Linked DNA regions of Mus musculus: regions 1 and 2 are each linked to region 3. A link is a contact called in ENCODE Hi-C or POLR2A ChIA-PET data. All regions are on one chromosome and are shown on one strand. The core of a region is the stretch at or near the end of the contact, and the rest is flanking DNA. Distances in the headings are between cores, read along the strand shown. Region 1 overlaps Zmiz1os1 (a long non-coding RNA gene). Region 2 overlaps Gm32307 (a long non-coding RNA gene). Region 3 overlaps Zmiz1 (zinc finger, MIZ-type containing 1).

Region 1 (3,916 bases), core at 1,382-3,881, 260 kb after region 3:
GTCCGTGGAGGACTGGGGCCAGCAGCAGCCACTGGTCTGAGATCCCTCTGGTTGGCTATGCATTGCCTAAGGAGCCAGCTGCCCCAGGCTGCCTCCTACAGAGTCTGGAGGTTCCAGTCCTCAGTCTGTTATGGTTGCTGTGGCCACACCTGATTGTGCTCTCCTGAAGAGCCAAGATTTGGGGCACTGGTGGGTCCTGTGCAGAGTGAAAGCTGAGAGCAGGTCAGTGACCCCCGAGAGCCAGCCCCATGTAAGGAACTGGACTTCACACCCCAAGACAATGAAATCATTGTTCTGTGGGCCCCAAAGTTCCAGACAGGGTTGCCTTCATTTTAAAGAGGAGACTATAGCCTAATGAAGAGTCCCGACCACAGTGCAGTGTCTGGTGTGCGGCAAAGGCCAGAGAGGCCTGGGTGGGATGGACAGAGCCTTCCTTTCCAGTGGAATTCCCCTCCCATCATGGAGGTGACAGAATCTGAGGACAGGCTTGTCTCACATTCCAGATGTGGCCCCCAGCAACACCTCTGGCTGGGAGGCAAATGTCAGCTTCCCTGTGGGTTCTGGGGAAGAAGGGGGTCTAGTCCTACATTTGTTAGCAGAGTATAGAGTCACATCAGCCCCAGTCGTGCGGTAAGGCAGTGTCTTCTACAGCTGAGACAGAAAGGTTGGTGTTTGGCTTGAGAGCATCGGGACAAAGGCCTCCTTCACGGGTCTGTTAGAATAAGAAGGGGTGCCTTTTCTGAGCTGAAGTTGCTTGAACTCTACTGAAGGGCGTTTAGATTTCCCACGGGGGAAGCCATGATGCTGAGACCTCTGGATATTCACTGCTACTTCCTCCATTCCTCTGCTTCCATCCTTCTAACTCCCTTCCCCCAACCCACTCTCACATTGTTCTCCTGTTCTGGGCCAGGTCAGCACGGCAAGACTGCTATCAAGGAGACATGTGTAGTTCCGGGTCTTGGGGCTCATTATCGACTGCAGCAGTTGCTGTGGCTGCTGGACCATCAGGATCTGTGGATGTGTTTAGACAGATGGAGGAATTACAGATGGGCTCAGGAGCTGTACGCGGGATACTGGAGGTTGGTGCTTTCTCCCTGGAGGCTGAGATTTGCAACTCTAGGCTAGATTTGTAAACTGTCAAATCTCAAGGCATTTGAACTCTGCTCTGAGGGGGCAGTGTGAAGTTATAAGCCGTGATGGTCATGATCACAGCTGCCTGTGCTTTAAGAGGTAGGGGATTGAGCAGGAAGGGAACACAGAGATGGTAAGAGACACTGGAAGGGGATAGGATAATGTTAAAATGGATGATGGTGATGTTTGCTGACCCTGATGGTACCGATGAGGTGATGATAAAGGCAATGGCAGTAGTTGAGGGAGTGTGCTGGTGAAGATGGTGATGGTGGTGGTGTTGACAGCAATGGCAATGACAAAGTGATGATGTTGACCGTGATATTTGTGTGTTTGTGGTGATGGTATCGACGGTGTTGATGATGATTATGGTGATGGTAGTAGTCTTGGTGGTGGTAATGGTGATGGGTCATGGTGGTAATGTTTGTAATATTGGTGGCGATGTTTATGGTCTTGGTGGTGACAATGATGATAGTGGCTTTTTTTTTTTAAGTTGGCAGTGATGCTGATGATTATGGTGATGATAGTGGTGGTTGTGGTGCTGCTGTTGATGGTGGTGACAGCGATGGTGAAGGCTGTGGTTGTGGTAATGTTGGCAGTAGTGAATCCTGACCAGGAGAGAATCTAGAAGGTGCAGAAGAGCTGATGTAATGGTATTTGATGACAGGAGCCATTTGCATTAGGGGAGGTGTGAGGTGATGGCTTTGGATGTTCTTATAGCCTATCGGATATCTAGGTGGTGTCCAGTGGACAGTGAGTACTGGGATCTGGAATTTAGCCAGACAAAGATGAGAGCGGTAGAGAATACACCTGCTTTGGGCATGAGATGCCCGAGAGAGGGCACAGAGGGACAGAACCAGAGCCAGGGTCTCTGTGGCTTCCTGATGTTCAGAAGGGTTTCCGAGTCTCCAGGCTTCCTAGGCTCTGCCCAGGGGCTGGAATCCAGGCTTCTCTGCTTGCCTCTCACCAGTGTCACACTCAGTGTTTTTATTCCTCGCCAGGTTCTCAGGAGGATGACATTTGAAAAGGGAGCTCTGTGCTAAAAAAAAAAAAAATCTCTTTCTAACCCAGGTGAAGGAATTGCCATCCTGTGGGGTTAAGAGAAGGGCCTGGGTGACCCCTTGTGACAGCTGGTCCAGGCTGGAATCAATCTGGAGCTCTGCAAAGGGATCGTGGTGTGTGGAGCAGCCTGCGAATAGGGATCTCTTTATAAGGAGGCTCCCTTCTCCCTTAACAAGCCCAGCGAGTCTGCAGTGGGTCTGGTGGAGGGGGTTGCAGCAGAGACGGTGGCAGGGCTTGAGGAGGTGCCTGATTACAAGTCCTCTAAAACCTGGGCTATGGCTCCAGCCAGATGTCGTCCCAGTGAGCACGTGGCCCTGCTGTGGCCCCAGTTTGGCTGCCGATGACTGCCTGGCCTTTCCTGCCCTCTCCTGCCACAGGCCCTCACACCAGGCCGGAATGTCCTCAGGAAGCGGCATCTCGCTCTGCAGAGGGAGCTTTGCTTCTGGACTCCTGGCTGCAGCTCCAGCCAGGATGTTTTGCAATGAGCCTGGGGAAGCGTCCATTCCGGGAAGATCAGGGAGTGGACGGTGCTTGCCAGCAGGGGTCTGGGTGAGAGGGCAGCCACTGCCTGCTGGGCTGGGGTGGGACAGCCCATTCCTCAGGCCCTGTGGGACCTTGGCCTCTAAGCTGTTTATCTGTCTGTCTGCCTGTCCATCTGGATTAGAGGGGCTGGCTTGCTCACTTCAGTTCCCCAAAGGGCTCCCAACTGCAGGGCAGCTTGAGCCTTCTTTCGCTTTATTTCATCTTGGAATGTTTTTGAATATGACTCAAAAGCGATTACAAATTGAAAAGGTACGCCTGCTTCCAGCCACACTGCCCCTGCCCAGGATCCTGGGCCCCAGGAGTAAACTCCCTCAAGTCCCTTTTGTAGTTTGTTGTCTAGTGTTCTGTTTGCAAACAGAAGTGGCTGCTCCTACCCCAGAGGAATCATGCTATGTGCGATGCTTAGGGCTTTGTTCTCCAAAGGGCCACATGACTGTCTGCACAGGACTCCAGCAGGGGTCATCAAGCGCCATGTGGATCCCTCACATAGGACTGTCTGTATTTGCTTTGGAGGAACATGCTGGAGGTGCAAGGCTCTCTACTTTCTTAAGAGCCAGTCCCTTCTCTGGTCTAACCTGTTCCTCCTACTTTCTCATGTAGCCACATTGACAGGAGAAGACCCCGAGGAAGCATGCCCAAGGGAAAACTGTAAATGACAAAGCCGAGGACTTCAATTCAGGTGGACTGGGATTCGACTCTTTCCTCTTTGTCTGTTGTACTGTTGGGAACTTTAGACCTATGGAGTCTTCTATTTTTAGGAGCCAGACCTTCGAAAATTGGAGAGGGCCAGCCAGTATGTCAAGATCTCACGGCTGCCCTTCCCTCTTGTCCTGACACCTGAGCTCTCCTGTGTGTGAAGGATTTCCGCATGCCCAGAAGACAGCTTCAAGCTTCCAGAGCCAGGCACACTTATAGAAGAAAGGAATAAAACCATTTTACAGATGTGTATGCCGAGGCAGCTGAAAGCAATTGCTGACTTGGGTCATGGTTTAAGTCAGGGTGGGTTCTGGGCCCCTGGCCCTCACATGTCCCTACCCAGCATCCTCTTTACCTGCTCTTCCCCCATAGTGTCACTTTGTGCTTTGTCCCTGAAGGCTTTTACCTGTCTTCTCCACTTTTCTCAGCCTTGTTTACCTGACGGTTCCTTTCCTTGGTCTTCACTGGCTAAGGTCAGCCTCTGGTG
Region 2 (3,549 bases), core at 389-2,888, 370 kb after region 3:
GGCTGCAATGTGGCTCAAGGGCTCTGGGTTAGGCATGCTTGCCAGTGATAGTTAGTAGATAGAGATGATGCAGGGGGCAGGGAAGCAGACTGGGCACTGGTGCGATGAGGTGGCTTTCGCTCTAGGGAGGATGAGGTAGAGCTGCCCAGGTGAGCACCCTAGCTTCTTTCAGTTGCCCCCATGGCTGTGTGAGAATATGCTATAAAGCTGGACGCAAACATCATAGAACATGGGGTCTTGGCATAGAGCCCCACAGCACAGAGACCTCTCAGGAGGCCATGCATGCTACACACACACACACACACACACACACACACACACACGGGGGGGGGATGGGGGGTGAGGGAGGGACTGGCTCCAGGCAGTAAACTGGGTGAGGAGAAGTGGGATCTATTGGTGTTTAGGACACTGAGGTAATTAGCTAAGTTATTTCTTCAAATGTGCTATCAAAAGAACTCAAAATGACAGTGGCTTAAAGAGACAAGTCCAGGTACAAGGTCCCAGACTGTATTGTAGCTCCCTGAATGTCAGAGACCCAGACCTCTGCCATCTTGTTGCTCTGCCATCCCCAATAACCAGCTCTGATTGCATGGCCCAAATGACTGCACCAATGTGAACCTCATTCTCTAAGAAGCACCCCACTTATAGGGTTGAGGGGAAAGCACAAGAGTCAGTGTGTTTATTCGTTTCAAAGTTTTCCCTTCAGATTCTGTACTTCTTGGTTAGCATGTTGGTGGCAAAGCTTAGAGACAATATGATATATAGCTGAACGGGAGGCTGGAAACTGCAGGCTCACTGTATACCCAGCTAGATGATTCTCCACTGTGGAAGAAGAAAGAACCTGAGTGGGAGCTTTTCTGAGCTCAATAGCTCTCATCAGTAAAACATACCCTGCCAACAGTCATAAGTATTTTTTAATCAAGTAAATGCGAAATATGATCCATTCTCTCTCAATCATTCCCTATGTCCCACCCCCCTGGGGGCGTGTCTGATGTCCCTATTTGGGCTAGTTCTCCCCCACTGTGGAGGGAGATGTTAGAAATGTATGGGAATGATCTCTATGGGGCCAGCTGAAGGATTTGGGGATGTGAATCCCATTAGCATACAGCTTCATGACTTTTATGAGGAAGTTTGTCACACTGGGAAAAAAAATCAAGAAACATCTGCTTGGCCCTCAGTACCTATGGCCTATCATCCCCATGTGCAGTTTTTCAGTGAACACTTAGACCCCAAGAAGAACTGAGAGAGACTGAGGTCCCCACACAGTTGTGGGAGTCGATTCTACTGCTGGCCTTCCTCTTTGCTCTTGGCCCTGGCTGGGTGTAGAGTTGGCTGGGTGTGCATGCCTGGCACACTCTACCCAGTGTCTCCCCTGCAGTCCCCAAAGCTCCCAGCCAGAGGCCAGCTAGGATTTCAGAGGCACAAGTGGGCTGCTGTGCTGGCCTGCCAGGTGAGCAGAACAGAGGCGCTTTAAGGAGCACCGCTCTGTGGATCGGATCGGCTTTCCTCTCCCGGCGACAGCTCAGACCCAGAGCAAATCTCTGTCTTTCCAGAGCCAGGGGTTTGAGGCTGTCATGAATGAAGGTTTTTATCCTAAGCTAGTAGCCTACCCTTTACGGCGCCTGATGCCCGTGCCAGGGCTGGCATGGGAGGCTGGCTGGAGGAGGAGTGGGTGGCTGGGTTGGAGGAAGAAGGCTCAGTGGCTCCCTCACTGCCATGCCACCCAGGCCAAGACAGGGAGGAGTGAGAGGAGGTGGACACTTGTGTTGATTGGGGCACCATGGGTTCTGAAGTGCAGCTGGCCAGAGTATCTTCATGGCCCACTCATGAGCTAGACTCCTGGGGCCACCAGAGTCACCTGCAGCTTGCTGTCACAGCACAGAGCTAGGAGGGTTGCACTCAAAGGAGGAGAGAGGGAAAGTGGCCATTCCCCTCCACCTCAAAGTGCTACTGAGCACCTTGGAGTGAGCACCAGTAAGCAAGGGATAAGCAGAGAGAGGACCTAATTGGGCCATCACTCAGAGGGTGGGTCAGGAAGGGACAAAGCTCAAACCAGAGCATGCAGGAGCTGTAATGAGAGCTCCACGAGAGCTGGGACATTGAGGGGGACCAGGGTTGGGTGCAGGGGCAGCTTCTCTGCAGGCCAGGCAGCTGAATGCATGCCACGTGGTGGTGATAGAACTGGCCCGCTGCATGTTTAAGGCTGACAGGCCATCTTGGTTCAAATTCTGTTCTACTTTTCACCCAGCCTAGGCAAGGCACGCGGTGCTTTCCACCTGTGGTTCCAGGTATTTGAGCAAGCATGGAACCCAGTGAATAGCAGGGCATGTGGGGCGTCTGATGAACAGTTTACTGTTCATTTTGTGTACTGTCTACGCATCCCAAGTCTAAAGCACGGGCTTGTGTCTTTTCTGGCCAAATTGCCACAGTCCTACAAGCTAGAGTGACTTTCTCTCTCTCTCTCTCTCTCTCTCTCTCTCTCTCTCTCTCTCTCTCTCTCTCTCTCTCTCTCTGTTTTTTGTTTGTTTTCTGTGTAGCCCTGGTTGTCCTAGAACTTTCTCTGTAGACCAGGCTGGCCTCAAGCGCAGAGATCTGCCAGCCTCTGCCTCCCAAATGCTGAGATTAAAGGTGTGCTGTGCACCACCACCTCCCTGCTGAGTAAGTCCTTAATGTTGCCACAGGAGAGTGGCTCAGAAACATTACCATTTACCAGGAGCATGCATGGGGTTAGGGACAGTAGGCACAGGGAGACACAAATCTTTCTCTGTCTCTGTCTCTCTGTCTCTCTCTGTCTGTCTCTGTCTCTCTGTCTCTGTCTCTCTGTCTCTGTCTCTCTCTCTCTCTCTCTCTCTCTCTCTCTCTCTCTCTCTCTCTCGTCACCGTGAGCTTCCTGAAGTAGTCATCTTGAAAGTTCTATGCTTGGAGCATTCGTAGAAGAGGTCTGAATCACCATAGGATGAAACAGGCCCAGAGAGACTGAGTAACCCACACAGGGTCACACAGCAGGGGTGTGTAGGAGTGCCTTTTAAATCCATTTACCTGACTCATGCCTGCCTGTTTCCTGGAGAAAGCCCACACTTTTTCTTGCAGAGCGTGGTTTGAAGACTACTGGGGATGGCTTGAGATCCTTCAAGTTGTTATCATGGTACACAGGACTCAGTCACTCCTAGTGACGTATACAGGAGACACACAGAGCCAGACACTCTCCACTACTGGCAGCTCTGGGGAGGGTTCTCCAGTGTGGGCTGGGCAGCTCCTCATCCCCACAGAGTGCAAAGACCCACAGGAAGTCAGAGTCAGCTCTCTGAGACAGGACCCTCAAGCCCAGAGCTGGATAAACCTCTGCCCCACACTTGGCAGGGTACCTTAAGGTGAGGCCTTCTTAGAAACTCAGGATCTTCATCTGGGAAAGGCAGCTGGGGGTGCCACACCCATTGCACTGTTAGAAGATGGTAGAAGATGGCTATGCCCACTGTCTCTTGGCTTTGTGTCCTTGCTCTTTCTCAACATAACTGCCTTGCTCACATACCCAGTATCTGAAGAGAAGCC
Region 3 (4,076 bases), core at 416-2,915:
CCACCCACGGAAGCTTCTAGCAAGTATGAGGAGCTTGCACATCCCTGGTCAGCAACCTTTCAGCCCCAAGGCTGCTTTTCCCTTATGAACGCTGTCAAGACCCCAGGCCTCACTTCAGGAGGCAAATAGCAAAGAGACAGACAGTACCACTCTAGATCAGGCTAACCTCCACAGGGTCTCTGGATTCAAAGGTCTTCAGGATACCTGTGGGCAAAGTTGTTCCCAACTTGACAGTCCATTTGATTTTGTTTTGGGGAACCCAAAACCCATAATGATTTTGTCCTAGATGACATGGTCTATATCTGTCCAGGTCTGGGCTCCATCTTATGGAATCAAGGTGTGACCTGGCTGGGCTTCCAACACTTGTGAGACTCATAGGACATCAGAGAGGTAACTGTCAGGAGACATTACAGACAACAGGAACAACAGAGGGAGTCCCTGCCCTCCTCCCCAAATACAATCTCATTGTAGTTCAGACTGGTTTCAAATTCATGGGGAATCCTCCTGCCTCAGTGCTGGTATTACAGTTATCTAGCTATTATATATTTTCATTTATAAAATAAAAGCTGAAGAAAGAGGCCCACACAGCACACTCCTTTACATTTATTTTTTCCAGATGGGGTCTTTGTATGTAGCCCAGGCTGGCCTTGAATCCATGAAGCTCTTGTTTGAGCTTCTTGAAACATTATACTTAGTTGAGGTGTCACTTTGAAACTGCTTGTATCAATAGTAGAGAATGGGGGCCAATAACACAGGAATGAACAGAGATGGCAGGCCTGAATTCCACACTGCAAGGTGCAAGGACTTGAAAGCTAAGGGTCTAGGGCCTGAGGAGAGGTTAGCACCAGGCAGGAAAAGGGGGTGGGGCATGGAAGGGACAGCCTGGCTTCTGTACACACTGTTTTCACTGGCTGCCCAGTTCCGAGGCAAAGCCTTTGAGAGATGAAGTGCAAGGCTGCCAGCGGGGCTAAGCTAGAAACCTCTGCCTTTCTAGCCATTAGCATGCTGCTCTTTCCATGTCCCCCCAAGACCGGTGGCCACAGTCTCCTGCGTACTCCTATCTCAAGCCATGGCTGGGTCCCAAATGAAGCCCTTGTTCCATCCCATTGGTCCAAAGCCAGTGGTTTGCAAGGCCACCCAGAACCCCATCACAGCACCCTGTTGTCAGGAAGCGGCAAGCCGTTGGCGGCCAGCAGAGGTCGCCCCACTGCCACAGAAGCACCACTCAGCTGTGTTTGCCTCCAGGTGCCTTTAGACAAAACCATCAGTGGAAGCAGCTCTAGCACCCAGGCAGGACCTGGCTCTCTACCAACCAAGAACCTGGTACCAACCTGGTAGCCTTTTCCAGTCTGCTGCCCTCTGATTAAGTGTGGACTCAATCAGGAAACTTTTCTGTGGTCCTGCCATCCCTGTCCTTGTGTCTTTCTAGTTAGCCTGGGGGGGTCTACAGTGGGTGGGTACCTGCTCTGCTACCCTCCCACTGTGTGAACAGGGCAAGAAGCTGGGCCTCAGTTTGTATATCTGTAAAATGAAGGCCTGGGCTAGCCATCCTCTGGCAGCCTGCCAAACGCCAGAATCCAAGGGCTCCAGCTGCCTGGAAACTCCACCTCAGTAGGAGCAGCACATTCAACTTTAAAATCCAAAGGTTCTGCCCAAGCGGTGGAGCCCGTAGCCTGGAAAACTCCCGGAAAGCCTCTTCCACCACTCCACCAACCCCCTGCCAGATGGCCCAACGCCCCAGGCACTGCCTCTCTTGAAGCTATGCCTGACCAGAGACCATTACATGTATGGAAGTTTTTAGCTGGTGACATGGTAGTCAGGCTGAGTCTTCCCGATTTCCAGGGGTGGTCGTGCTGGGAGAAGTTTCTGTTGACAGTATCATCTCCTGGCAACGCTCAGGTCAAGCTGGCCCCGTGCACTTAAAGCCTCCTGGAGAATGAACTGCAGAGAGCTGAAGGGGGACTAAGAAGCCAACCTCTTCAGCTACACCAGTGGAAAACAGTGGACAGAAGCCTCAAACAGGCGAGAACTCATCTGGCTGTCTTACATATAGGGTCTTTCCCTGGACACAGGGGTAGAGAATTTTTACTGTACAGTGGGCACTCGGAGCACCCCAGTGTGGGAAGAGCACCTCACAACCATCTTACAAATACTGTGTTTTCTTTTCCCACTTCTCAGGCCTAGCGAGTAAACCCGAGCGTCTCCAGGTAAAGGTGTTTTCACACGGCACACACATCTACGTACCCCTCTGCACTCTCCATAGCTGGTATGTGCACACATGGGCTGTTGGCCCAGATGCACTGGAGCACACACATCTCCTGACAGCTTGCACAGGCAAGTAGCACATCTCTGGGGAGCTGTGTGAGCAACGGTGTGCAGAAATGATTCAATCACCATGCACATCTGCAGCGCGAGTTGGGGGAGGGGGGAGGGGGACTGGCAGCAGGGCTGGGAGACTCTGCCCATAGCTTGACTGGAGGCTGTGTTTTGAAACAGGACCAGGGGGACAACCTTGCTCTGGCAAGAAAGAAAAAAAACAAAGAAAGAAAGAAAGAAAGAAAGAAAGAAAGAAAGAAAGAGGAAAGGAAAGGAAAGGAAAGGAAAGGAAGAAAAAAGAAAGAGGGAGGGAGGAAGGGAAGGAAGAAGGGAGGGAATGAGGGGTGGGGAGGGGGAAGGAGGGAAAGAGAGAGAGGAAACATAGAAGCCAGACTTTAGGGTACCACCCCAATCTATTCCTCCAGCAGTGTGGTGGTTTGAATATGCTTGGCCCAGGGAGTGGCACTACTTGGAGGTGTGGACTTGTTGGAAGAAGTGAGTCATTGTGGGTATGGGCATTAAGGCCCTCATCCTAGCTGCCTGGAAGCCAGTCTTTTCCTAGTGGCCTTCAGATGAAGATGTAGAACTCTGAGCTCCTCCTGTACCATGCCTGCCTGGAGGCTTCCATGCTTCCATCTTGAAGATAATGGACTGACCCTCTGATCCTGATGCCAGGCCCAATTAAATGTTGTCATTTATAAGAGTTGACTTGGTCATGGTGCCTGTTCACAGCAGTAAAACCCTAAGACAAGCAGCTTTAGAATTTTAGGGGGACAGAGGTCATGGAGCTTGGTCCTCTCCTAGCCTGTCCCCCTCCTCCCACTGCTCTTAGCCCACATCCCAAGCCCCTCACTTGGGTGGCTCGCTGCCTCCTAGTCTGAGGTCTGAACATATTGCTACAGCTGTGACTTGGCCTGCCCTTGGGTCAGACTGCCTGCCCTTTCACCGCTAAAGGTCCAGCAAAGTGTAGTTGGCAAGTGACACTACTCACTCACTCTACTCCAGTCCCCTCAGTGTCACTGTCACACACCTGTCTCCCCTTCAGCCAGGATGGCTGACAGTTATGCATCTTGAAGCCCATACCCCAAATGTGCTCATGCAGTGGACCGACGAGGGTGAATGCTATGGCTAAGGTACTGAGACTGAAACCTTAGTTGTAACTGGGGGATCTTGGGCCTGGCTGGTACCGGCCACTTAGGACAGTGTCCTTAAGGAGTGATACGTGTCCCACGGGTGAAAAGAATGACTTCAGGTAGCCTCTGTGCAAACCTTTTCCATTTTCACAGTGAAGTCTTGGTCTAGGAAAATGACCAAGGGTGAGCTCACAGGTCTTATTTATGATGGAGTTAAACTACTTATCTAATGGCTGACCTAAGTGAGCTCAAAGGTCATTTTAAATGTAGTCTTAGTTGAGAGTTGGGTAGGATGTAGTGGTGGGGAATGAGGTAAGGGAAGCTCTGATGTCGACCTCCACCCTCCTCATCTTAAAGGAGAGGTCATGGAAGCTCAGAGAACCACCTGGGAAGCAAAGGCAGGCGAGGGAGGGGGCAACTGTTTCTTCGGTGGTCTACTCCAGGGGAGGCTGGAAGACAGGCAGACAGGAGCCAGAGAAGTGAGGAAGCTTCAGGCAGCTGCTGGGGACCAGCTGTCCTTCTCGAGAGCAAGCAGTGAGGACAGGCCCTGAGCAGGCAGGAGATCCGCATAGGGTCGGGTTCCAGTGGGTGGTGGGCTGGGAGCCAGGCCTTCCTGACTGTGGGCTT

The links. Hi-C counts contacts between places; a loop is a spot of excess contacts on that map. ChIA-PET counts read pairs that join two places held with the same protein, here RNA polymerase II (POLR2A).
Region 1: a map of heart shows a loop between it and region 3 (3-fold over the local background). The contact joins two enhancer-like sites. A Hi-C loop is called at or near these places in 7 of 37 maps with a recorded cell type or tissue (gastrocnemius and heart). POLR2A ChIA-PET finds 5 or more read pairs at or near these places in 1 of 5 experiments (embryonic stem cell).
Region 2: a map of gastrocnemius shows a loop between it and region 3 (2.4-fold over the local background). The contact joins two enhancer-like sites. A Hi-C loop is called at or near these places in 1 of 37 maps with a recorded cell type or tissue (gastrocnemius).

What each region holds. Positions count from the first base shown.
Region 1 is chr14:25,303,384-25,307,299 of GRCm38, reverse strand. All of the region lies in intron 2 of Zmiz1os1 (a long non-coding RNA gene), which reads left to right. LOC115486423 (a long non-coding RNA gene) reads left to right here. Exons shown (of 2, transcript XR_001781198.1): 2 at 911-3,679. Among named protein-coding and RNA genes, the nearest start is that of Gm41113, 74 kb to the left of the region's middle. Within about 2 kb of position 2,631, at least 2 of the 3 ENCODE cell types and tissues checked have a DNase peak (open chromatin) inside an H3K27ac peak, as active enhancers do; they include gastrocnemius and heart, where a contact is called at or near this core.
Region 2 is chr14:25,188,955-25,192,503 of GRCm38, reverse strand. The region is part of intron 2 of Gm32307 (a long non-coding RNA gene); the gene reads left to right. Among named protein-coding and RNA genes, the nearest start is that of Gm32307, 8.4 kb to the left of the region's middle. Within about 2 kb of position 1,638, at least 1 of the 3 ENCODE cell types and tissues checked has a DNase peak (open chromatin) inside an H3K27ac peak, as active enhancers do; it is gastrocnemius, where a contact is called at or near this core.
Region 3 is chr14:25,563,041-25,567,116 of GRCm38, reverse strand. All of the region lies in intron 3 of Zmiz1 (zinc finger, MIZ-type containing 1), which reads right to left. Among named protein-coding and RNA genes, the nearest start is that of 4931406H21Rik, 22 kb to the left of the region's middle. Within about 2 kb of position 1,665, at least 2 of the 3 ENCODE cell types and tissues checked have a DNase peak (open chromatin) inside an H3K27ac peak, as active enhancers do; they include gastrocnemius and heart, where a contact is called at or near this core.